Linked DNA regions of Mus musculus: regions 2 and 3 are each linked to region 1. A link is a loop called in an ENCODE intact Hi-C map of the cell type or tissue named here. Cell type or tissue: left cerebral cortex. All regions are shown on one strand.

Region 1 (8,000 bases):
AGTATGTGTGGCACTGTGGGTATGGGCTTTAAGACCCTCATCCTAGCTTCCTGGAAGCCAATATTCTGCTAGCAGCCTTCAAACGAAGATGCAAAACTCTCAGCTCCTCCTGCACCATACCTGCCTAGATGCTGCCATGTTCCAGCCTTGGTGATAATGGACTGGACCTCTAAACCTGTAAGCCAGCCCCAATTAAATGTTGTCCTTATAAGAGTTGCCTTGGTCATGGTGTCTGTTCACAGCACTAAAACCCTAACTAAGTCAGTGGGGAAACTGCTGTCGGGATGTAAACTAATTAATTAATAGAAATAAAACAAAATAAAAAGGGATGCTTACAACAAAGACCTACCACAAAGTTAACTTTCTTCTCTAGTGAGCTTTATCTAACAACGCCTACGCCAAGTACTGTCAGGGAAAGCTGGGTCCTGCAGGCACTCACAAAGATCTCAGTCCAGTGCACAATAAAAAGACGCTCAAGGGCATCGAAGTGGCTTGGTCAAGGTCATTTGCTTAGTCAACAGCTGAGCCAACACTCAGTCCAAGCAGCTACGAGTATCCTGACCTTTAATTATGTCAACCTGAAAATAATAATGACCACCACCTTAACAATGGACAGAAAGTAGTCACTCGGGATGTTGACGAAAACTTCCCAATTAGAGAATGTCACTGTCCTAAATGTTTTCAAATGTTTATGAGTTTAACCCTTACAGAGCCAGACAGTCACTATTACTGCTTTCACTAACCACGTTGGAAAATTCAGGCCCAAGGGTGTAACTTGCCTAAAATAAAACAGTCAGAAATGAGAGATGCCAGTGTTCAAACTTAAGTGAAGCCTATACACTATGAGAAGGGCTAACCTCTGCTATACATAAAGTGTACTGAATAACTTGAGTTTTCAAGATTGTGTAGTCATTCGTGCCCTTCCTTCAAATCCTAACATGGCCCTTGGAGAAACTCCTTAACAAATCTAACCCTGGTGCTTTGGTCACTTGCTTGCTTTCTGGAGGCTATTCTTTGCGGTATCCACCCATCTCTCGCGGTACTCCATCTGCTTCAGGGTTTCAGTGATGAGGGCTAACACCTTGAGTGAGGTCTTAACTCCAGAAATGAACTTAGTCGTGAGAGCCAGGTGGAGCTGGTCCTCTCACAGTCCTGAGAGCACAGGAAACCCAGAACTGCTCTCAAGTGTTTCCCGAGACAATCTTGGTAGCAAGGAGGTAGCAGGAATAAGTGTCACACTCTGAGACTTGGGTGCAATTCAATAACCTCACAGTGGCAACACACATAGGCAAAAAGAAAGTACTGTAGCAGCTTGTTCCAGAGCCAGGCACGCTCTGTCTTTCTGCTCCGGCTGTGAGAGCCAGCTCTGGGAAATCCTGGCTGTGCTGGGAGGATCTGGTACAGTATGCCAGCCCACAAAGGCTCCGGCAGCAGCGCACTGCTTTTCAGGGTCTTTCTCTCTTAATAAACAAATTTCTAGGAACATAACAAAACAAAATCTCTCACTGAGTTCACACCTTCCATTCCAAAAGAAGCCACTTTAACATTGTAACGATTTAATTAGCAGGCTACAGAAGCTATGACTGGCTAAGTAGGTCATTATGTTCACAGGGCAGATGTCATAACTATTTGATATAGCCCTAGGCTGTTTTTATTCCATTTAAACAAGATCTAAATAGCACATTAGAACCTTTGCTGTTTAAGGCTTCATTCATCCTGCGGATCTATTAGGAAGCTGCAAGAAATTCTCTTGTGCCATTTCTACCTTTAGAATTTTAAAACAACCTGCACACAGGGTAACCTGAGCCTGACAGATAGTCCTGCCCCAGCCAGCCAGTAGCTGTAAAACCGCACCTGTGTTTTGGTAGCATTCTGTGTCTGCGGCACTCCAACACTAGTGATTTAATGTGAACACAAGCCGATCAAGTCCCTGCAGCCCAGGCGGAAACGGCACCCCAGGCGGGGCTGTCAGTTCCCATGCTGGGATAGGAGACGTCTCTTGTGCTATTATGTGAACATATCCATCTCCTCACTCTCCACCTGACCCTCAAATCCCACACACCTTCAGACTGGCTGTGCTCCAACACAACTTCTGTACACCTCCTCAACTCCCTGCAGTGGTCCCCAAGACCTCTCATCATTTCTGCAGACCTCTGATGTTCGCCCCATCCCCCCAAACTGTCTACAAGCCCTACAATCGCTCCGTAAGCCTCATCACTACCGCAGCCCCTCTGCAGCTCCTCACTACCTGGGGGACATTCCTCCGGACATGATAGCCTGTGCAGATCTCCCCCACCCCCACCTCATCCCCACCGCCGTGGGTCGTCACTCTCCCTGTTCCTCAACTCGTGCACAGTCTCTGTGACTCACAGGTGACCGTGCCCGCGCCCCCACGGCCCTCGAGACTCCCGCAGACGCCCTTTGCAAGCCCTGCCTAGACCTCCGGCCGCCCCACAGCACTCACAAGGCATCCGCGTAAGCACATTGCGGGGTGCCTTCTTGCTGCGCCCCGGGCCCTGGCGTCGCGCTCCGGCCGTGCCGTCCGTGTCCTCCTTGACCACCATGAGCCGGCGCAGGCGCTGGATGCGCTCGGGATCCGGGGTGGGCGCGGCGCGGCGACGGGCCCTGGACGAGCTCCCGGCTCCCGTGGAGGTTCCGGTGGAGGTTCCCGCCGAGGCCGGCTCCCCCGTGCCCCGAGCCCGACCGCGCCCGGTGCGCCCGCCCTTCAGGAAGCTCTCGTACTCCGCCACGTTGTTGAAGCAGGGCGCGTTGGGGTAGGGAATGGGCGGCAGGCGAGGTGCGTACAAGGCCAGCAGCGGGTCGAAGCTGTAGGAGCTGACGTCCAGCCGCGGGCTGGGCGGGCTGGCTGGGCTGCCGGCGCGAGCCGACCTCGCCCCCCACTCGCGCTCCTCCATGTTTGAAAGGCCCGCAAGCAGAAGCCGATGGGCGGGAGGAAGGAGCCGAGCCGCCAGAGGGCGGCACTGCGCAGCCGCAGCCGCGGCTCAAGGGGACGCACTGCGCAGCCGCGGCCACCAGGGGGCAGCATAGATTCGCTCTGGAGAGCAGCAGGGGGCGTGGCGCAAGGCAGGGGCGTGCTGAGAGGCGTGACCTGCTCAGGCCTCGCTCCGCCTCCACAGACAGCAGACAGGTTGAGGCTGTCCTCTTGACCTTTTTGTTACTAAAGAAGATACTGTTTATTAGTTCTCGTTTCCCTCCCCCATTGATATTAACTATCTCTTCTGAATTTGAGATCTAACGTCAACAAAATATACAAGTAGGGACACATTATTCGAAAACAAAGCCAACATTTTGGAGGCAGTAACAATTAACCATTTATTTAGTAAAACTCACTGATATTCACAGACAGCTTAGAATGGTTGATGCTCCAGACTCGGGGGGTAGACCCCAAGAGCAGCATTTTAAAGTCCCAGGATGTTCTCTGTTGTTCGGCTTGAGCTGGAGGCAAAGGACAGGAAGACAAGACATATCCCATTTTTCATTCCTGTTAAGTATATTCCTGATGTGGATCAGGCTAGCCTGTCTAAGCTCAAATTACTGAGCCTCTTTTGAGTTCTTATTGTCGTCTGAAATATGACAGGAAGGGTACAGAGTATACAGTGGGTGCATGCTAGATGGTTGAGTGCTATAAAAGACGGGTGACTACATCCTCACTTCCTTTCCCTGCCCACTAAGTTTAGAGAACACTTGGTATCAAAGAAAAGAAAACTGACTCCTTGATGTTCTCCTGACTACTGCAAAATCCAAAGAATCAACACTATTTTTTAGCTCTAGTTCAGCAAAAACTCTTTAAGATATATTTCATGTGTATGCTTGTCGGCATGTATGCCTGTGCACTATGAGCAATCAGACATACACACAGAGGCCAGAGAATGCTGGATCCCCTGAGTTGTGCTCGTTGTGAGCTACCATGTGGGTTCTGGGTCTTCCTTCGGAAGAATAGCCATCTCTTCAACCCCAAAGGAATGGTTTTAAAAGTGAGACTCCTGGAGGTAAGTCCCTCCCCATCCAGCATAGCTGTCTTGCTTCTTGCCATCTCCAGCCACACAAGTCATTCTCCGAAGTGCCACCACCTTCTCAAAGTATCAACCGGCATTCAGCCCGCGCTAGCTGCTTTGGGGTCTTCTTTACTTTCTGTAAGTTTGAAAATGTGGCCCAAAAGAACACTTGACTATCTTTAAGACAGAGATGAAACTTAGCACACTGCCACCACCGTGTGAGCTGCATCGTAGGAGGGAAACACACAGACGAAATAAAGAGCAAGCTTTGGGTAGGTAATGGTACTTGATGACACTTGTGTTCAACCCCGGTTTATTGCTTTAAAAATCCCCTGCCTGCATGAAAACTTCCAGCACCATTCAATGACTGAAAACTTCCAGCACCATTCAATGACTATCTCAGGGCATGCCCAGAGGGAGACTTCCCTGGATCTGAAAGCACACACTTTCTCCAGCGGTTGTCAATGAAACTTGGGTCTTTATTCCCTACTTGGCCAATTTTGATATAACATGCTATCAACCTACCATTAAGTTAAATTTGCTCATCAGGAGCTAATGATCTTACTGCCTCTCTAGTATGCTGAGGGAATTGCTTGCCCAAAGTGCTATAATGTTCATAGCTGTGTATCAGAAACATTTGGGCTTTTAAAAAAATCACTGAAGAGTCCCAAACATCCACATGGATATCTTACATTGGCACTTTCAAATTCAACATTCAAATGAACATTTTAAAAAAATGTACCCAGAGGTCTCTGGATGTCTGCTATGTGGGGACATGCATCCTAGCTTAAGACAAACACACAAGTTAAACTCATTCTGTAGGAACCAATTAAGTAGGCCAAGGAGCTGAAGTCTTTATTATACTTTTTTTTCCTCTTAAAAAGATTTTAGCAGTTACCAAACATGAGCTCTATTGCTTCTTCCTGGGGAGAGGGGAGAATGGGAAGGAAAAACACCGGCATCGGCAGATGGAGTGTCAATTAGTGAGGGATGAGGCCAGACGCTGCTCTTTCAAAAATACATTTTCTTCTTGGCTGAAAATCCTGTAAATGCAAGACCAGGCAGCAGCAGGACACGGGTTGTCTTTTAATTAATTCCTAATGGAGCCAAATAAACTTTTCCCTCTAAGATATGAAACAGGGTCAAGGGAAATCATGATTTCCCCACTGAGTTCAACACCTTGGGAACAAATGCCTTCCCATCCCCACTCTCTGCCCCTTGCCAGTTCCCATCCTGCCATTGGTGGGAGGAGCTATTTAAAAACCTCTGCAATCACCAGTGACCCCAAGCCCGACTCGACTCCTTTTTGAGAGCCTTGCCATGTCATGCAGTTTGGCTTCAAATATTTGGCTTCTCCATCCTCATTCACATTCGCATTCACACACACACACACACACACACACTTCCCTCTTGGATGTACACACATATACCTTCCTAAAATACCTTTTCTTAAAGAGAGTTAAGCGACTGGAAACTATGTTGTTCGGTAAGAGATGTCAATGATTATGGTAACAATTCCAGAAAAATCAATCCTGGAATGGTGCAGGATCCCCAAACCATTCCTCCTGTGTTCAGTTCAGGCAAAGCTGCCACCCTGGGAACTGGCACAGAGTCTTGAGTGTTCCCTGGGATTTCTCAATCTGGAGGCATTGTGCAGGCAGCAACCCATATTTAACTGCATGCCAAAAGATAACTGCAAGCAGTTGGGTGTGAGAAGTGGGGTTTTTTAGTCGCTGCATTTGCTAGTTAAGTGGGTGAGGGTAAAGTTTGGGCTCCTCTTTATCAGAGGTGGAAAGAGGTGACAGTTTTTTGTAAGGCTTATACCACAGCTAAAAATGACTCCTCCAGCAAAGTATGAATAGTTTCTTTATAAAAATAGGACCATGATTTTGAAAAGAGCCAAAGAAGTCATGTTCTAACACAGTTTTCTTTTTTTTTTTAAAAAAAAAAAAAAAAAAAAAAAAAGGTGTTCTGCTTAAGCAGAACAAGATACACCACCCCCATATATCCCTCCTTCATCTGTCTCCACCCATCTCCAGTCATGTCCTTCCTTACAGTGTTCTTGGGACCAGGAGTGCTTGAACCACCTAGGGTTAGGGGGAGACTCGGGGAGCCTTGTGTGATTAAGCATGCTAGAACTGCAGAGCGTGAGGTCAGTTCTCTTCCGCCAGAATCTCTGGGTGTTCCTTCCAGAAGGCATCCCCAATAAGATCACAGTTCAAGGCCACCACCCGGGTTCTGGTCCGAGCCACGGCCTTCTTTTCCCCTTCCATTTCTGCTGGCAGCCTGACTTCTTGTGTTCTGACTTCTTCCACCTATAGACAAAAGACAGAACAGGGACAATGTTGAGAGAGAGAGAGAAATAGGAATGCAAAAAGAATTATGGGAGAAATTCACCTTTTTTGTTGATATGCCACTGACTGTTGGTGTTTTATGTAATGGCAGGGTAGCCATCTCTCTAGGTAGAAATACATTTAGTCTGGCATGGAACACGCACCTTTAATCCCAGTACTTAGGAGGGAGGCAGATTTTTAATGGGTTCAAGGCTAGCCCTTGAACAGTGAGTTTCAGGCCAGCCAGCATTACACAGTGAAACTCTGTCTCAAAAACTAACAGAATCAACCAGCACGGTTAGTGCTGTGGCTGCAGATCTGTGGTAGAGTTCCTCTCTAGCATATGTGAAGCCCTGGGTTGGCCCTTGGCAACACGAAATTTTCAACAAGTCTTGGGAAAAGGTTACTTTACTGTATTTTGAAAAGTGATTGTGATGGTCAGTTTTTATGTCACCTTGCCATAAATTAGAATCATCTGAATAGGAGGACTCAACTGAAGAATCTTCCAGATTGTTTTGATATTGAAGACCCACTCAAGGTGTGCACAATGTCCTCTGGTACCAGAACCAGTTTCCATTGCTGACTAAGGACCAGCAAGCCTCCCAGGTTTGCAGTGCCAGACTGGGACTACTGAGCTACCCAGTCTGGTGGACTATGCAGGTCCAGGGTTCTCTGCCTATCTAGTGTGACACAGCCCCTGAGGGATGTCTGCAATTGCTGAGGCCTAAAAACAAGGCAACTAATGGGTTCTTACCCTCTTAGGTGAGAGACAACTGTTTTACCATTTTAGTCTAAGTCGATTTAATTAATTAATATATATACATACACACACATAAGTACATATAGATAAATACTTATATAAATATATGTTTCTATTCATCCTATTGTTCTGTTTCTACAGAGGCACCAACTAATACAATGGACTTGGGAACAAAGAATAGTCTTCTTTTTATAGTTTGCAATAACTACAGAACTAAAGGTAACTTTCCTCTGCCTGGATTAAGTACTCAAGGCTGTACTAAAGAACAAGCGAGGTAATAAGCGAACTGAGATTGCCAGGGGGGTGTGTTCTGGCTCTCAAGGGGCCCTTTAATCCTTGAAAGCACTCATTCATAAAAAACTAACACGAAAAGAAATGAATTTAAAGAAATAATTATGCCTACAGGCTGACGGCTGAGAAAACTATGGTGGAATTACGTATAGAGGCATCCCAGAATATTAAGGTAAGTATGAATTTCTGGGAAATCTAATAAAGTCGCTCAAAGTCAGAGTTTCTGATCTGTTCCCTCTATGCCTGTTTTACGGTATCTCTCAGCACTAAGAACGTCAGCTGTCCTGAGGGGATAAACCATGTAACGGTTCACCCAGCATGGGAAAAAGTTGTTGTTTTTTTTAATGTTTTATGAATGCAAGGTAGGTGTGCCACATGCACATTGTGCCCGAGGAGGTCAGGAGGAAGTGTTGGACTTCCTGGGACTGGAGTTACAAATGGTTCTGAGTCACCATGTGGGTGCTGGGAACTGAACCCATGTCCTCTGGAAAGGAGCAAGTGGTCTTAACTGCTGGGCCATCTCTCCAGCTCTATACTCTACCCATGAAAAGGGTTTATTTGATATGGGGACACAGAAAACAAGTGCACAAATGTAAAATT
Region 2 (8,000 bases), 120 kb after region 1:
GGACGCTGGATAATGCCTATTTCTCACAACTGTTTTCCCAGGCACCGCTCCCTCCCGGGCCGCATCCCTCAGAGGTTCTCATAGGATTTCGCGGAAGGGACGGTCCCGGAGGGGCAATGCCTGGCTTCTGTCATCTTGACCCGGGAGAGCTTATTTAGCCTTAGCTCTGAGGCAGCTGGAGAGCTGGGCTGACTCCAGACGGTCGCGGGTGCTTGCTGTACCAACCGTCAGCGTTTTTAAATCAAGCTAACGACGCCCTAGTGTACGGGCTGGGCAGGCTGCAGCCCCCGCCCCATCCCTGCAAGAACCTGACCCGAGGGTTTCCTCCACTCAACGCTCCAGCTCCTTTGCCTTGGATAGGAGAAGGCTCTTCCTTTTGTTGGGGTGTGGGGTTCCTCGGGGAAGAGGGAGCCAGGTCCTGTTCGAGTCTGATTTTCCAGCCTACCATTTGCACAGAAGAAAGACAGGAAAGTAAACTTCACGGGATCTGGAGGCCTTGAGAACAGTCAGTGAGGTAGAGTGACTGCAGACCCGGGGAGAAAGCAAAATCTACGAGTTGTAAAGTGACCCATGATCCCCAAATGAGCAGTTGCTATTAATATTTTCCTTTCCCCCTTCCTGTCCTTCTATGACTATATACTGATGAATCTGGAATCGTACCATTCATACACTTTAAAAGGTGCTTCCCAAATCATGACATCTCCCAAAACTATGATTTTAATGGCTCTAAGTTCTACCAAGAGACCACAGAAATATAATTTCCTCAAAGTTAAACTCCTGGCTCTTATACAAATGTGACGAAGATTTTTTTTTCTTTCATTTATGAAGTGGCCAAAGCAGCTGCTAAAGCTGGTCAAAAGCATCAACATAATCAATATCAACATAATCAATACCAACATAATCAATATCAACATAAACAATATCCCCGGTGATACAGGGAGTGGCATAGGGAATTCCTTTGGGTGAGACAGAATCAAGCAGTTGTTGGTTCTCCCTCTCCTATTCCTGAAGTCACTTGCATCTTTGTCTGTCACAGGCGTGCAGTTAATGTTAAACTTCACCGAATACAGGCCATCCCACCGAAAGCAAACAAGTGAGCCAGAGATAACATTCTCTTACCCTTTGTTAAGTGACGCTCCAGGTCTGACACTGAAAGCTTGATCCCACGTGCTCTGGCCTTATTTTCAAGTTGTGAGCAACCCTTCTCCAGTTACGTTGCCTTACGTGTACTTAAACTGGACTGTGTGTAAAGAGATTGCCCTCAGTGCTTTTCACCATCCGAGACCTTTTGTCGTTCTCTTCTATCCTGTACAGCTCCTTTTGTTTAAGAGTCTAGATCCATCAGTCTCTGTAGAGGACTATGTCTCACTTGTTCCCTCATGAACATTAAGCACCTAGCGTAGTAGCATAGGGTTAAGAACTCAGGATGTTTTGGGTAAATAATGTAAATGTATCTATCTCTTCTGATTTGTACCAGTGTAAACAAAACCAATAAGACTTTTTTTAAGGATACATTTTGATTGCAAATATATCATATTTTTGAAAAGGAATTTAATCAGTGGTAATCCAACACTTTTTTGTTTGTTTTGGGGTTTGGGTTTTGGAATGTTGTTTGTTTGAGACAAGGTTTCTTTATGTATCCTTGGCTGTCCAGGAACTAGGTCTGTAGACCAGGCTCCCTTTAACTCGGAGATCTTCCTACCTCTGCCTCCTGAGTACTGGAATTGAAGGCCTGCGCCACCACTGCCTGGCTCCAGCTACCTTTTTTTAAAATTTTTTTTTTGGGGGGGGGGCTTTTCGAGACAGGGTTTCTCTGTGTAGCCCTGGCTGTCCTGGAACTCACTTTGTAGACCAGGCTGGCCTCAAACTCAGAAATCCGCCTGCCTCTGCCTCTCAAGTGCTGGGATTAAAGGCGTGTGCCACCATGCCTGGCAGAACCTTTTTTTTTTTTTTTTAATTTAATTCTTCTCTGGGACAGGATGCTGTGTAGGTGGATGCTGTCTCAGAGATCTCTAGATAGCCAAGATGGCCTTAGACCTCTAGTTGTCTTGCTGGAATTACAGATGTTTGCCACAAAAGCTCAGTCATCTTTTAATCCCTCCTGCGGTTGATGAGGCTGAGTTAGAAGGAACAGAACACAGGGTTCCTTGGTGACATCTCTGGGAGTCTTCAGATCTACTCAGTTTCAGAGATGTAATTTGCTTAGGGATCAGGAAATTCTTATCTTTTAAAAGATGACCTGTAGGGCTGGTGAGATGGCTCAGCGGTTAAGATTGCCGACTGCTCTTCCAAAGGTCCTGAGTTCAAATCCCAGCAACCACATGGTGGCTCACAACCATCTGTAACGAAATCTGATGCTCTCTTCTCGAGTGTCTGAAGACAGCTACAGTGTACTTACATATAATAAATAAATAAATAAATAAATAAATATTTTTTTAAAAAAAGATGACCTGTAAGTAGTGTTGAGGTCTTCCATTCTTGAACATGGCTCTTCTGTGGCTTAGGCTTCTTTTCTCAGGAATTTGCTGCCTACCTCTATCAGTCCCACTATGTCAACTCGGGATATCTTAATGGGGAATTTCCTTCACTCTACGACAAACTCATAGACCCATTCCCAAGCCCTTTTAGTTGAGGAAATGAAAATTCACAGCAACCCATTCCCAAGCCCTTTTAGTTGAGGAAATGAAAATTCACAGCAACACTGACAGGAACTGAGGCTGGAGAGATGGTTTAGCAGTTAAGAGCACTTGCTGTTCTTGATAGAACCCAGGTGTGTAGGATAAGAAAAAAACTGGAGGTGAGAAGGTTTGGAACTAAGGAAGTGAAATATAACTTCGAATTCAACACTTGGAAGGTTAAGTTAAGGTTAACAATTTGCAAGTGAATGGTAATGGTTGGGAGGCGAAGAAGTCACCTTTACCTCTGGCCCTCCCAGGGAGGTGAGTGTCACTTCCAAGGGGGAAATTAAAGCTCTTTGGTAACAAACCTGAGCTCACACCCTTCTGCATCTCCTCAGCACCTCACCACATCATCACCTTCCAGGATGCTATCCAAGTTAGAGCCACATCTTCTCTCACCAGAGCTCCGGTGCGCCCCCTAGCTTTGCTGCCACCCTTTCTGCTTCTCCTCTGTCCTTGTCCCCTACTCCCTATTCTCCCAGCAGGCAGGGTCACCTTTCAAAACAAAAACAAAACCAATACAGATCATACTGCTCTTGTGGGGCTTTTTTTTTTTCTCTAAAGACATCAAAACCTTCCAGGTAATGAAACCCAGACCCTGCTCATGCCTCTATGTTATTACAACCACAGCCGTCTCACTTAGCATATATATTTCTTACCAACATCCTCTGAGTTACCCACCCTTGCTTAGCATATTTACCAATGTCCCCTGACTTTGTAGGCTATTTCTCCTTCCTGCGTGTGCCTTAGCGAGCCCGGGCCCACGTCTACAGTTGACACTCTTTACTCTTCCCCAGATTTTTGCATAAATGGCTTCCTCTGGTCCCTCAGGTCTTAAACATCATCACACTGGCCATCCTGTTTAAAACAGGAACCCTGCCAGCTTCCCTTTATCCTGTGGCACAATCTTATTATTCCCCCCCCCCACCCCCCCCAGGGCTGTTAAGTAGCACCTGAGAATCTTTGCTTATTTCCTGACTCTTCACGGGGGACACAGACCTTGTTTGCCTAGCCTTTATCACTTTGTCACCAAGGCCCAGTGGCGCCCAGCAGGTCTTCTGAGACCACTGGGAGGAGCATTTTCCAGGAAGCAATGACTGCCTCAGAAGTGCTTTGGAGCACCACTTGGGCTTCTGAACACCATGCCTGCTCCTGAGTGCCCGAGATGTGGAGGTTGGGTTTTCTTATGGTTATGTTGTCTTGTGTTGGCAGGAGGAAGCCAAGAAGGTAGCCCTCCGCTACAGCATGAACTCATAATACCTCAGTGGCGGACTTCAGAAAGCCCTGGGAGAGGAAAGGTAAGATGTCCAAGCTCCTTGGAGAAGCAGGAATGACAGTTCCTCTAGCTGTGTCAACTTAGGATATCTTAGCGGGGACTTTCCTTCACTCTATGACGAACTCGTAGACCCATTCCCAAGCCCTTGTAGTTGAGGAAATGAAAATTCACAGTAACACACGAACTGGGCTGGAGAGATGGTTTAGCAGTTAAGAGCACTTGCTGTTCTTGATAGAACTGGGGTTCAGGTCCAAGCATCCAGAGGATGGTTCACAATCATCTGTAACTCCAGTTCCAGGAGATGCCTCTGAGGGCACCGGGCATGCATATGGTGCTCATACATATATGTAGGCAAAACACTCATGTGTGCACACACACACACACACACACACACACACACACACACACCCCTACACACACACATACACACACACACACACACACCCCTACACACACACACACACACACACACACACACACACACACACACACAGAGTCTTTTAGAAATACACAGATTACGTGCAAATGTGTGAATTTGCCATAGATCTTGATTGGACTTTTTCTTTTTTTGGTTTTTCTGTCTTTCTGTTTTCTGAGACAGGTTCTCTGAAATCCTGTCTCCATCTCCTGGATCTAGGCTTGAAGGCATAGTCTAGGGTGTCATCATGTGCCGAGCCCAGTTCTCTTTTGAGGCAGTCTCCAGTGTAGCTTAGGCTGACCTGTATGTAAATCTTAATCTACCTGCTTCCATTTCGAAAATGCAAAGATCACACTGTGTGTCATGGGTACCCAGCGATTTTCTTTTTCTCTTTTCTTTTTTTATTTTTATTTTTTGTTAATAAGAGGCAAGATAGGGAGCTAGGATTAGGTTATATATCTCAAAATATCTTCCTGATTCCTTGGCCCAGAGCAGTAGCAAAATACACAGATGTTGCCAAGACAGTCAGAACATGGTCCACCAAGCAGACTCATATTGAGGATGTTCTCAAAAGGGAAATATGGTAGTTGCGTGACAGTAACGTCTTATGTGACTTTCTACTTTACTTGAGCTTCCTCATTTACAAATCCAGTTTTAGTGGGAATAAAGAGGAACAGAGATGTGGAGAAGGGCTAACTTTCTTTTTCAGCGGGACCTTTTATGTGTCCTACTCTGGCCTCTAAGTGGAGACTATGCTGCTTCACCTTCCCAGTCCTAGCACTGCATGGATAAGCACTGTGCCCACTTTGAAGGACTCGTTTCTATGATCTCTTAGGGGCCAAATGGCCTGTGGTTTATTGGGCAACAGATAGGAGCAAGATTAAAGCCAGGGAAGGAAGTGTCAGGAAAGACTTCAGACAATTGTGGCCCTGGAATCTGGAAAGATAAACAGATGAGAAACACCCAGAATTCCTTAAGTGACTGTAGAGTCATGCAGACATGTCCCCCAAGTTCACCGCTTGGGCTTAGTAAGAGAACTTAAAAGCAGGACAATAAAAGTTGGGAACATTTTACCCGAAAAGCAAAGAAAAAAAAATCATGAACTCATTTCATCCTAAAGTAGGAAAGGCTGAAAATAGCCTTAAGGAAATGCTAGACAAATTAATGGATGGCCGTTCTCAGGCAGATTATTTTTTTTAAGTGTAAGGTCTTGTATATTTCATCCACTACCATTATTGCCGAAGAATGGATATGATCCTTTTTATAGAGGTTCCTTTGTTACCTCCAGATGTTGGATGTTGGGCATCCTCAGGAAGGATCCGAGAAACAAAGCGGAGGACCAGATCCTGTCATTGTTCCCAGCCATTGTCTACTCAGAATGTGGCTCATTGTATTCTACAAGGATCAGCAGCCCAGTGCCTGGCACTATAAATATATGGAGAGAGGGAGAGAGAGAGAGAGAGAGAGAGAGAGAGAGGGAGAGAGAGAGAGAGAGAGAGAGGGAGAGGAGTGTGTTAGTTTACTCTGATTCTTATTTGCATCTGAATAATTCATTGATTTATTAGACATCGCTTAGACACTGACTGTATATGAAGTCTAATAGAGATTTTTGAGGATGATGCATATACACAGGACAAGCTTGTCCCAGATGGTGTGTAGCTGTTTAATTTTGCCCTCAACAGAAGGGATTTGGGGGTCTCTCAGGGACGTGTGAGCATTGGGGTCACCTTCCAGTGCTTCCTCAGGCCCTGTTGGAGTTCCAGGAGGGAAGCTGTCCGTAGGCGAGCTGGACAGGGAAGCTCCGGAGAGCTGAGAAATGCAGTTTCACTGTTGTGTTGTGCTGGATCTGTTCCCTAGAAACAGGGAACATCTGATTTTAAACCTCTGTGTCTGAGCACACTCCAGAAACAGAGAGAAGTACTTTTGGATCACCTAAATAAAAATAAATATTAGCTCTCATGTGTCAAGTAATGTCTCTGTGGGGGGCACATGGTATCACTTGCTCAGTGCCAAGATTCTTTTTTCCGTGTGGCCCGTCACATGGGTGCCACCTTCAGGCCAGGGTAAGGACTTGTTTGACTTCTGTAGTCATGTGCTCAAATGCCCACAGGGGCTGTGCGTCCTTGATTCTCAATGTGACTGGGCAGGGCTCTCACTCCAAAAGTCCCCAGGGCAAAACCACAAGTGGGAGCCACCAGCCACTTGCCGAATTAGTGCTTCAGAATTAGGGAAGGGAGTGCCTGGGCACCCATCTGTCTCCCTGCCTCCTGAATATCGAATGCCCCCTCTTAAGATGAGGCAACAGGATTAACTGGGTATTGGACCAGGTACCTGACTGGAATGTTCTTATCTCATCTGAGGCTTTGGTGGTCTTGAAGTCTGAAGCCAAGATCCCAGTTGGGGATGAGTGGAGCAGGGGTTAAGAGAACGAATGTGATTGGGCTGTGGGTGTGGCTCAGTTTGTACTGAGCTTGCCTGAGGTCCTGGGTATCTCGCACAGTCCACACTTATACAGAAAAAGAAGAAGGATGTAGGAAGTGTCACTGGCTCCTTATATTGCCATAGTTAGCTTAAAGATTTTTTTAAATTTTGGTCCATGTTGTCAAATTATTTTTCAAATGGTTCCAGTTAAATTTTTCAGACAGAGGATCTCAGGGTGACCATTTTAAAGTATGTTCCACACAGCACTGCGATTCACAGTTTTAAATGGACTATGTCACTTTTGATTTTTCTTAGGCTATCCTCTTTTTTAAAATACTCTCTCTCTCTCTCTCTCTCTCTCTCTCTCTCTCTCTCTCTCTCTCTCCCTCCCTCCCTCCCTCCCTCCATGAGAGAGGACAGTGCTTACTGATGATGCTCAGCACTGCTCTTCAGGTTTATTGGCCATTTGCATGTTTTAGATGATCTGTGCTGGGTGTATGGTGTGTTTGGCCATTGACAAACTGCTTATGTGTAAGATACATCTGACTCGACTTACTATACAACTCTAATTTGTGAGGCTTTAGCTACCACCCCTTTGATGATTGGAGTGTCCAAATTGAGGCCCAAATAAAAGAAAGCAAAATATAAAAGAACTCACTTGGGTGTTTTTTTAAAGATGATAGCCAGTGTAAGATTGACAGCTTCCTTTGAACTAGGCACTGTGATACATCATTTACCTTCATTTATTTGTTCCTCTAGTCCTTAAGGATCCTCAGAAGGTTGGTTATTACCATACCATCTCATAGAAGAGTAAAGAGAGATGTAGGGAGGCTGGGTGACGGTCCAGGGTCCCACAATTACAGGTGACATCCTGTACACACACTGATCCAGGGTCTGACTCTCCAGGGAATTTACTTCTGAGAACCTTCATAAGACTGCAGTACACCTGCTCAGCCTTGGACCTCAGCTTGAGTGTCTGTCTCTCCTCTGCTTCTGGGAGAAAGCAGATGGGGAAGATTCGGGTTGTTTGGGGACTGAGGTCACTTCACGCTGGAAAGGCTGGTGACCTTTCCTCGCTGGCTTCCGGAGGATCCCTGTGCTGGCACCATGTCAGATCCGGTGCTGGGGCCCTGGGAGCCTGGGTCCCTGCTTCCAGGAACTGACACGTTTTTATTGTTGTTTTTAGCATCCACTCAGAGCAGAGCTC
Region 3 (8,000 bases), 180 kb after region 1:
AACCAGAGCTTTTGGAAGAGGGTTATCTTGTTCCTGAATGCATACATCATGCCATTCTTCAGGACTTGAGCCACTCCCTGGAAGGCAATGTAGTAGGATCCTTATTACACCCCTTCATTCCAAACCACTAGGGTTTGCTTGTGCTTCCCAGAGAATGGTGGTTCAATGCAGCCTTCTCGTTCATAGTGCTAGTGTTTGCTCGCTACTTCCTGACTACCGTGACTCCAAAGGATGGCAGTGACATGCGGGATATGACATGCGGCATAACTTTTGAGTTTGAGTTCATGGTTAAGCCCACCCCTTTCTCAGCCAATCCCAATAGAGTGTGTGTAGACAAATGGGCGACAGCTAAATTCATGACTACTCTAGCTGTTTTTTAAGTTATTCACACACTGTCATAGCTGAATGGTTAGTAGCAAAGTCCTTGGGGACCTACTGTAGTACTGAAAGAAGCCCTCAATGTTTAACCTTTCGTTGTTTTAGAGACTTAAGGGCAGGGCTTTACCAGGGTCTCTTTACAGACCCATGTTGTGATATAGAAGTTTTCCCATATTTACATCTTGTGAGGTATTTCTCTGTGGTTTTCCTACATACATCTGTGATCTATGATGAGTTTAATGTATAAAGCAGGCACAGTCAGAGGTTAAAAACACCAACTCATAATAAACTAGAGCATTTGAAATAGTGATGATGATAATAAAAATATATTGGTCCGTTTTGAATGTTTCAACTCAATAGTTTCAGATCTCTGTTGACTAGGGGTAACCAAAACCAGGGCTGGCAGCTACGAATAAGGAACCGGCTGCACTTTTCGTTTCCATAGGTGCAGGCGACTGGAGCTTTCGTACATACTACCGTGATAAAGCCCACACATTTGGGTGTTGGGCAGTAGAGTTGGCTATGAAAACAGAGATCAGCCCCTGAGTGAATTAAATCTGTGGTCTTGGGCTTTCTGGTTCTGTTTTTTGTCATGAGAAGATAAATACCCATCTGATGTGTTCAGCTTTCAGTATGAAAACCTGTCTTTTTTTTTTCATTTTTTAAAATTAGACATTTTCTTTATTTACATTTCAAATGTTATCCTCTTTCCCCCCTCCCCCTGCTCACCAACCTACCCACTCCCACTTCCCTGTCCTGGCATTCCCCTACACTGGGGCATCAAGCCTTCACAGAACCAAGGGCTTCTCCTCCCATTGATGTCCCACAAGCCATCCGCTGCTACACATGCAGCTGGAGCCATGGGTCCTTCCATGTGTACTCTTTGGTTGGTGGGAAACCTGTCTTAATGTACCTCTCACCCTTTACCTACCTCAGCTTCCTCACTGAAAAGACAGAAATGACTGTTCTGTTTCTCAACTGCCTTTTTCATTTTTAAGAAAAACATAACGGTGTGGCCTATTCATCATCTCATGGTTCAGGGTGAAAGAATTCTAAGTTGGTGTACTGATGAATGTCCTGGTGAGGCAGAGGGCGTGTGTAGGGTTTTCATCCAAGTGAACTAAGCCTCTTGAGTGGCAGGCAGGACAGCAAGCTGTCGGTGTGCTTCAGCTCCGCTAACGCCTCCTTCTTCTCTGTCAGGCACCCTTTCCCCAAAGTGTTCAGTTGGTGTAACAGGAAGGAGCTGGACAGGTATCTGCAGACAGGAGGAGGGATGTGTCTCTCCAACATGCCGGACACTAGGACGCTGTATGGAGGCCGGAGGTGTGGCAACGGGTACCTGGAAGACGGTGAAGAATGTGACTGTGGAGAAGAGGAGGTAAGTGTCAGGACCTTACTAGAGAGAGGGACGAATCTGTATTGTCTTCAGAGCTTAAGGACATTTGAAAGCACAATGTGACAGATAAGTTCCTATCAAAAGGACAATGCGGTCCTTCCTATGGAAAGGACAAAGGGACAGATTTTTCCCAGTTGCCAGCACTTCTTACACATGACTACCGAAGGCCCTCTGTGTGTCAGAGGCAGACAGTGAGTCTGCCAGGTGGACCGTTTCGATGGCCTCTGCAGCTGTGGTCAGGACAGTCCTATCCAGGATCAGGGTGGAGCCCCTTTGAGCAGCTGCTCTAGCCACAGACCATGATCCCAGGGCACGTAGCTCTCTCTCCTCCTCCCCAGAGGAGCCCCAGATGGCGTCTTTGGCCCTCCAGCTGCACTGAATTTATTTCTGGAGGCCACACAGCTGGATGAGCTCATGACCATGAGCCTGGTGAGGAGCCCTAACCCAAGCTCGTGCTGTCCAGCCCGGAGAAGAGAAGATTTGAAGGGAGTGTTGGAAGTACTGTCAGGTCAGGGGAGATCTGCCGAGAAAGGAGAAGCAGAACTCTTGGTGGATAGTCCTCTCCTCCTATCAGGGCTTCAGAGCGAGTGTGGAGAGCGCACACCCTAGCTCTGTCATCTTTATTAGAAGGATGTTTTTCTGAAAAAGAAGAAGAAGAAGAAGAAGGAAAGCAGAACTATATTGTTTCGTGTCTATTTTTTGAAGATCAGAAAGTATGTTAACCCATGCTTGACAGTTAGTGAACTGTAAGTAAGCAGTGTGTAGCTATGGGACTGAGGTAGCCATATTACTCTCCATGTCGAGATGCCCTCTTGTTTTTATTTTGCACGTATTTCATGTGTGTTTGTGTGCGTATGTTCCCCCTCTCCAACTTCACCACCTGGCATTCAGGGACCAAACTCGGGCTGTCAGGCTTGGCACCAAGTGCCTTCACCCACTGAGCCATGTTGTGACCTTCTTTTAAAACTCTAACCCTGTAATTTTCAGAATAAAAGAACTAGTGAAAGACCAATGAACTAAAAGTGAGGGTCAGCCCTGGCCTTTCAGCATAGGGAGAGTCCTTTGAAGGGTGACGGGCATGGTGGACTTTGCAAGCTCAGTATGACCACATAAGTATGGGATAATACCTACTCGAAATCACCACGTAGTCCCATTTACATTGTGGTGTCTCCGAGGATGGAGCACTTGTGTCTTTTCTCTTACAGATACTCATTACCTTAGTAAAGAAGTGCAAGTGATGCTCTAGGGAACGGGAAGCAGAGCGCGCCAGGCAGGCCGGGGAATGGAGGTGGCAAGGGCGCCCCCTGCTGGGCTCTGACTCTTGCCCTTCTGCTGCCTTTGTAGGAATGTAAGAACCCTTGCTGCAATGCCTCCAACTGCACTCTGAAGGAAGGGGCAGAGTGTGCCCATGGTTCCTGCTGCCACCAGTGCAAGGTAAGTGTCTCCTTTCCTCTGCCTCAGGCTTTGAGGTGACAGCCTAGTGGGTGGCGGCTGGGTTTCAGCCTGCATCAAAAATTTCAGACACAGGGCCGGGGAGGGTGGTTCTTATCACTGGCCACTTGTGGTAAGAATCCATGCTTTCATGCTCAGGGCTCTGGATTCAACCCCATCACTGGGAGGAAGAGAAGGGAGAAAGGGTGGGTGTGTGTTAGATATTTGGAACTGAGAATGTCCCTTTAACTAAGCCTACCAATTTTCTATCCTGGGCCTCATTATGCTCAAATCACCTCATATACATATAAATACATATACACATATATATCCTATATTAAGATATGAATATATAAATATGTCACTAATATATATATAAATATATAAGCAGAAATATAAATAAAAATATACATATGTATGTACGTATAAAATCAAAATAAAGATATATACACATATAACTGTGTATATATCTTTTTATTTAAATAGTTGATATATCTGATATAGGGCTATATACATACATATATATGTGCATTTGTAGATATATGTACATATATCTTTATTTTGATTTTATATGTATGTGTATATATATATGCATGTGTATATATATGTGTGTGTGAATATATGTATATGTATGTATATTCTTTTATTTTGAGACAAGACCTCACTAAATTGCTCAGGGTGGCTTTGAACTTGCTCTGGAGTCCAGGCAAGTGCTGACATCATCTCCCAGGAGAGATCTAAGGCACCAGGCCCAGTGAGACTTCATTTTTCCTTGAACACATGAAAAAGCAAACCCTGATTCTGATGAACATAAATGGCCATCGTGGTGGATGTCGGGCACCAGGAGGAGAATTTTATATGCTAACTGACTCAGTCTTCCCCACAGCCCCATGGGGTACACATTACTGCCTCTGTTTTAAGGTGAGGAAAATGGGTCATTAGGAGATGGGTGGTGTCAGGACCTGAACCCAAGTTCTCCCTGACTCTGAAGCATGCATTCTTAATATCAATGCGGAAAATAATCTATTACCATTAATAGTCATATAGCACTGAATTTGAGAACTTCTTTTTTGGGGGGTGGGGTTTCGAGACAGGGTTTCTCTGTGTAGCCCTGGCTGTCCTGGGACTCACTTTCTAGACCAGGCTGGCCTCGAACTCAGAAATCTACCTGCCTCTGCCTCCCGAGTGCTGGGATTAAAGGCATGCGCCACCACGCCTGGCTTGAGAACTTCTTAATCCAAATCTGACAAGTCAGGAAGTCCCAAAATATATAAATAAAAAAATTAACAGATTTGGTGATAAAATCTGACCTAAATGGATATCAGACTAATTATAGTTTTTATAAAAAGATTACCTAAAATAACTTTATTTCATCATAATATACCATATATTAATATTTTTGGTTATAAAGCTTATCCTGAGCCTTGTTAAAGGTTATGTAGTATATATTTTTATAATTATACACATCTATCATATTCATATAGATTTGTTAGATGCACACACTATTATGATATTTGAACTTTTGAGTTATTAACCTGAAACTCTGAGTACTAGAGAAGTTTGAGTATGGAGCTGTGGCCTGTCCCACCCTCAGCTTGGCGAGCGCACACAGTGCTCACGTGTTGTTCAAGTACCCTACTGAGCATGCTTGCTCTTAGCAGCCAGAGAGAGGGCTGGGATCTGGAATCATGGGCAAACAAGAACCAAAGGTCAAACGCACAGTAGGACTTGGCTCAGTAGAACTTGGACACCTTCTGTTTTGACATGGAAGCCCCCAGGGAGGCTATGCTGAGTTGAGTTCTTCAAGTCTCAGACCAAGGCTGGAGAATAAGCACGGAGTGACCTTTCACTCAACTCCAGGATTTCAGACTGAGCCTCTCAAAGGATTCCTTGACTTAAAGCGCTACCTGTGTGAACTTGGGGAATTTTTAAACTGCCGGAGTCTCAGCTCTGTCTACACACCCGCATGAGCATCAGAAATGCTGATATAAAGTAGCTATATCAGTTTCATGGACATTGTGAGGGGCAGATGAGAGAAGTATTTGGATAACAGTCAGCCCCATGCTCTGCATACCACTGAGGGTGTGCTGTTTAGAGCCACAAGCTGGATGTAGTGAGACATGTCTACAGTTCTGCTATTCCAGAGGCTTAGCCAGGAGGATTGCCCTGAGTTCAAGGCCAGTCTGTGTTAAATAATGGGTTTGAGGCTAGTTTCAAGAACAAACCAAGAAGTTGTAAACTTACATGAACAAAGCAGTAATGTTGTAAATTGAAAATCTACATGAATGCCAATTTTCTGTGTGTGGGTATATGCATGTATGCATGTAGGCATGTACCCTTATCAGGAAACTGGTCTGCCACATACCACGTGACTTTGAATATATTATGTCTTGCTCCTTTAGTTATATAAGACTATAATGCAAACTAATAAAGTCGTAGTGACACTTAAGTGAAAGATGGTTGTAATGGCAGAGAGAAAACTATAGATTGTTAGAGAAACATTATTTCTCAACTGCTGTGGGAAGGAATTGCGTTGAGTTGGTCCATGTGGGTACAAGTTTGAAGGAACTCAGTCACTGTTTATGCGAAGGCCGACGATGGCTTGAGCTCATTGAAGTCGTGTGATAAGTGCGGTGATAACAAGGTCGTCAAAACTGTTTTCCACAGATAGGATGTTCATGAGCTCTTGGCTGAAAGGGTTGGGGGCAGGGAAGAAATGACTACTCTTCTCTTCTCATTCCTCTACCTAGCTGGTGGCTCCTGGAACCCAGTGTCGGGAGCAGGTTCGGCAATGTGACCTCCCCGAGTTCTGCACCGGCAAGTCTCCCCACTGCCCCACCAACTATTATCAGATGGATGGCACCCCCTGCGAGGGTGGCCAGGCCTACTGCTACAACGGCATGTGCCTCACTTACCAGGAACAGTGCCAGCAGCTGTGGGGACCTGGTAAGAGCCCTCCTGGATGGAGAGCATGGTCTCTTCCGCCCACCACCTCTGAGCCTGTCTCCCCGCTGGCCCTTTAGCTTGGCCTAGAACACCTTCAAATACCACATCTCATGCTCTTAGCTCAAGAGTGACAGTATTTCTCATATTCCCTTGAAGCTTTTAGTTCTAACACTGGACAGACAGTTAATAGTACTCCCTCCCCAACACACCAATGAAGCAGAAATGGAGAATAAAAGAAAATGAAAAAGACCCTTAAGCTACAAAAAATGTTTAGCTTCAGTCATATTGAGAGAAAGCAAATTGAAACTACCATCAAGTGGGGTTTTTTCATGGATCAGATCTCAAAGACAGCAGTGATATAGTAATAACAACAACCATCCTAATATATTAGCATGGAGGGTATGTCTTAGTCAGGGTTTGTATTACTGCACAAAACATCATGACCAAGAAGAAAGTTGGGGAGGAAAGGGTTTATTCAGCTTACACTTCCATACTGCTGTTCATCACCAAAGGAAGTCAGGACGTGAACTCACACAGGGCAGGAACCTGGAGGCAGGAGCTGATACAGAGGCCATGGAGGGATATTTCTTACTGACTTGCTTCCCCTGGCTTGCTCAGCCTGCTTCCTTATAGAACCCAGGACCACCAGCCCAGGGATGGCACCACCCACAATGGGCCCTCCCATCCTTGATCATTACTTGAGAAAATGTCTTACAGCTGGATCTCATGGAGGCATTTCCTCAAGGGAGGCTCCTTTCTCTGTGATAACTCCAGCATGTGGTTTTGACACACAAAACCAGCCAGTATGGAAAGACCAATGTAGAAAGCATTTTAGAGATAGCAAAAATTTTAATGTATTTACCAGTTCCATTAATTACATTAGGCTTAAATTGTTTTCCACTTACCCTTTTTTTTTTTCTGAGAAGTTTTTACATGGCATGGAACAATTTGTGAGTATATAAAAGTAGGTATATACAGCAAACATTTATTGATAATAAATCACAAGGAAATTTATTTTAAAATAATCTTTCATATATAATTTTACCAAAGCAAATGTATACTTTGACAAATCGGTGTGTTTGTTTGGTTTTTTTTTTTTTTTTTTTTTTACATAGAGAATTAAGTCTTGGCTAAATGGTTGAAAGTGCAGGACATAGAGGGTCTGAAACAGTTTTCAGAGTTGGCTGATTTTATAGTTGTCAGGGATGGGAACACCAACCCACATCGATATGTGGTGTAAAAGTGATAGAAGTATGTTTAGGGCCTTACCAGAAATGGTTGGAAATTCTAATCTGACACCAAATCATGATTCGTTCAGTGACTTTTATCTTTATTTTTTTGAGACAGGGACAGGGACAGGGACTTTATTTTTTGAGACAGTGTGTGTGGCCTGCTTGCCTGAAACTTACTACGTAATCCAGGCTGGCTTGCAACTCCTAGAGATCTACCTGCCTCTTCCTCTCTAGTGCTAGGATTAAAGGCAGGCACCACACTCAGCTAGTGTTTTGTTGTTGTTGTTGTTGTTTTGTTTGTTTTAATGGAACTGAAGTCAGGAACGCAAACAGCAATTTTATAAATCAAACTTTCTAACATAATATTAACATTAATCTGAAGTTTATCTGCTGAGGAATGACAGTAGGGAAAACATTTTTTGTTTTCTTTAATGAATCCATTGCATAAGAGACAACATACATACAACAAAAATATAACCAGTCATAATATAAAGTAGCCTCAAGTCTGAGCTTGTCTCAGTAGCATTCATTTGTTGTGTGCATCTGTGTTGAAAGCCAAGCTGTAGTAAAGTCACGTGACACTTGGCATGGGTGAACTCTGAATTCATGACACATTC

The links. Hi-C counts contacts between places; a loop is a spot of excess contacts. Peaks named below come from ENCODE experiments on the same cell type or tissue, not always from the same donor. Only the 100,000 strongest peaks of a DNase experiment are listed, where the experiment ranks them.
Region 2: it touches region 1 in a loop (2.4-fold over the local background); 7 of 42 quality-filtered maps call a loop at or near these places.
Region 3: it touches region 1 in a loop (6-fold over the local background); 15 of 42 quality-filtered maps call a loop at or near these places.

The regions. Positions count from the first base shown.
Region 1 is chr11:45,941,998-45,949,997 of GRCm38, forward strand. Lsm11 (U7 snRNP-specific Sm-like protein LSM11) reads right to left here and starts at 2,938. Exons shown (of 4, transcript NM_028185.2): 1 at 2,465-2,938. The coding sequence starts at 2,915. Thg1l (tRNA-histidine guanylyltransferase 1-like (S. cerevisiae)) reads right to left here. Exons shown (of 6, transcript NM_001080969.3): 6 at 3,308-6,331. The coding sequence ends at 6,170. In left cerebral cortex, CTCF peaks have their summits at 3,003 (motif pointing right) and 3,205; DNase peaks (open chromatin) are centred at 1,315, 2,067, 2,383, 3,022 and 3 more places; H3K4me3 peaks cover 2,374 bases; H3K27ac peaks cover 2,738 bases.
Region 2 is chr11:46,057,033-46,065,032 of GRCm38, forward strand. Adam19 (a disintegrin and metallopeptidase domain 19 (meltrin beta)) reads left to right here. Exons shown (of 23, transcript NM_009616.4): 2 at 3,891-3,976; 3 at 7,980-8,000. Among named protein-coding and RNA genes, the nearest start is that of Adam19, 5.0 kb to the left of the region's middle. In left cerebral cortex, CTCF peaks have their summits at 3,096 and 6,423 (motif pointing left); DNase peaks (open chromatin) are centred at 100, 3,076, 5,719, 6,229 and 2 more places; H3K4me3 peaks cover 969 bases; H3K27ac peaks cover 2,554 bases.
Region 3 is chr11:46,125,668-46,133,667 of GRCm38, forward strand. It overlaps Adam19 (a disintegrin and metallopeptidase domain 19 (meltrin beta)), which reads left to right. Exons shown (of 23, transcript NM_009616.4): 12 at 1,579-1,756; 13 at 3,119-3,208; 14 at 5,956-6,151. Among named protein-coding and RNA genes, the nearest start is that of Mir8100, 27 kb to the left of the region's middle. In left cerebral cortex, a CTCF peak has its summit at 3,095 (motif pointing left); a DNase peak (open chromatin) is centred at 3,071.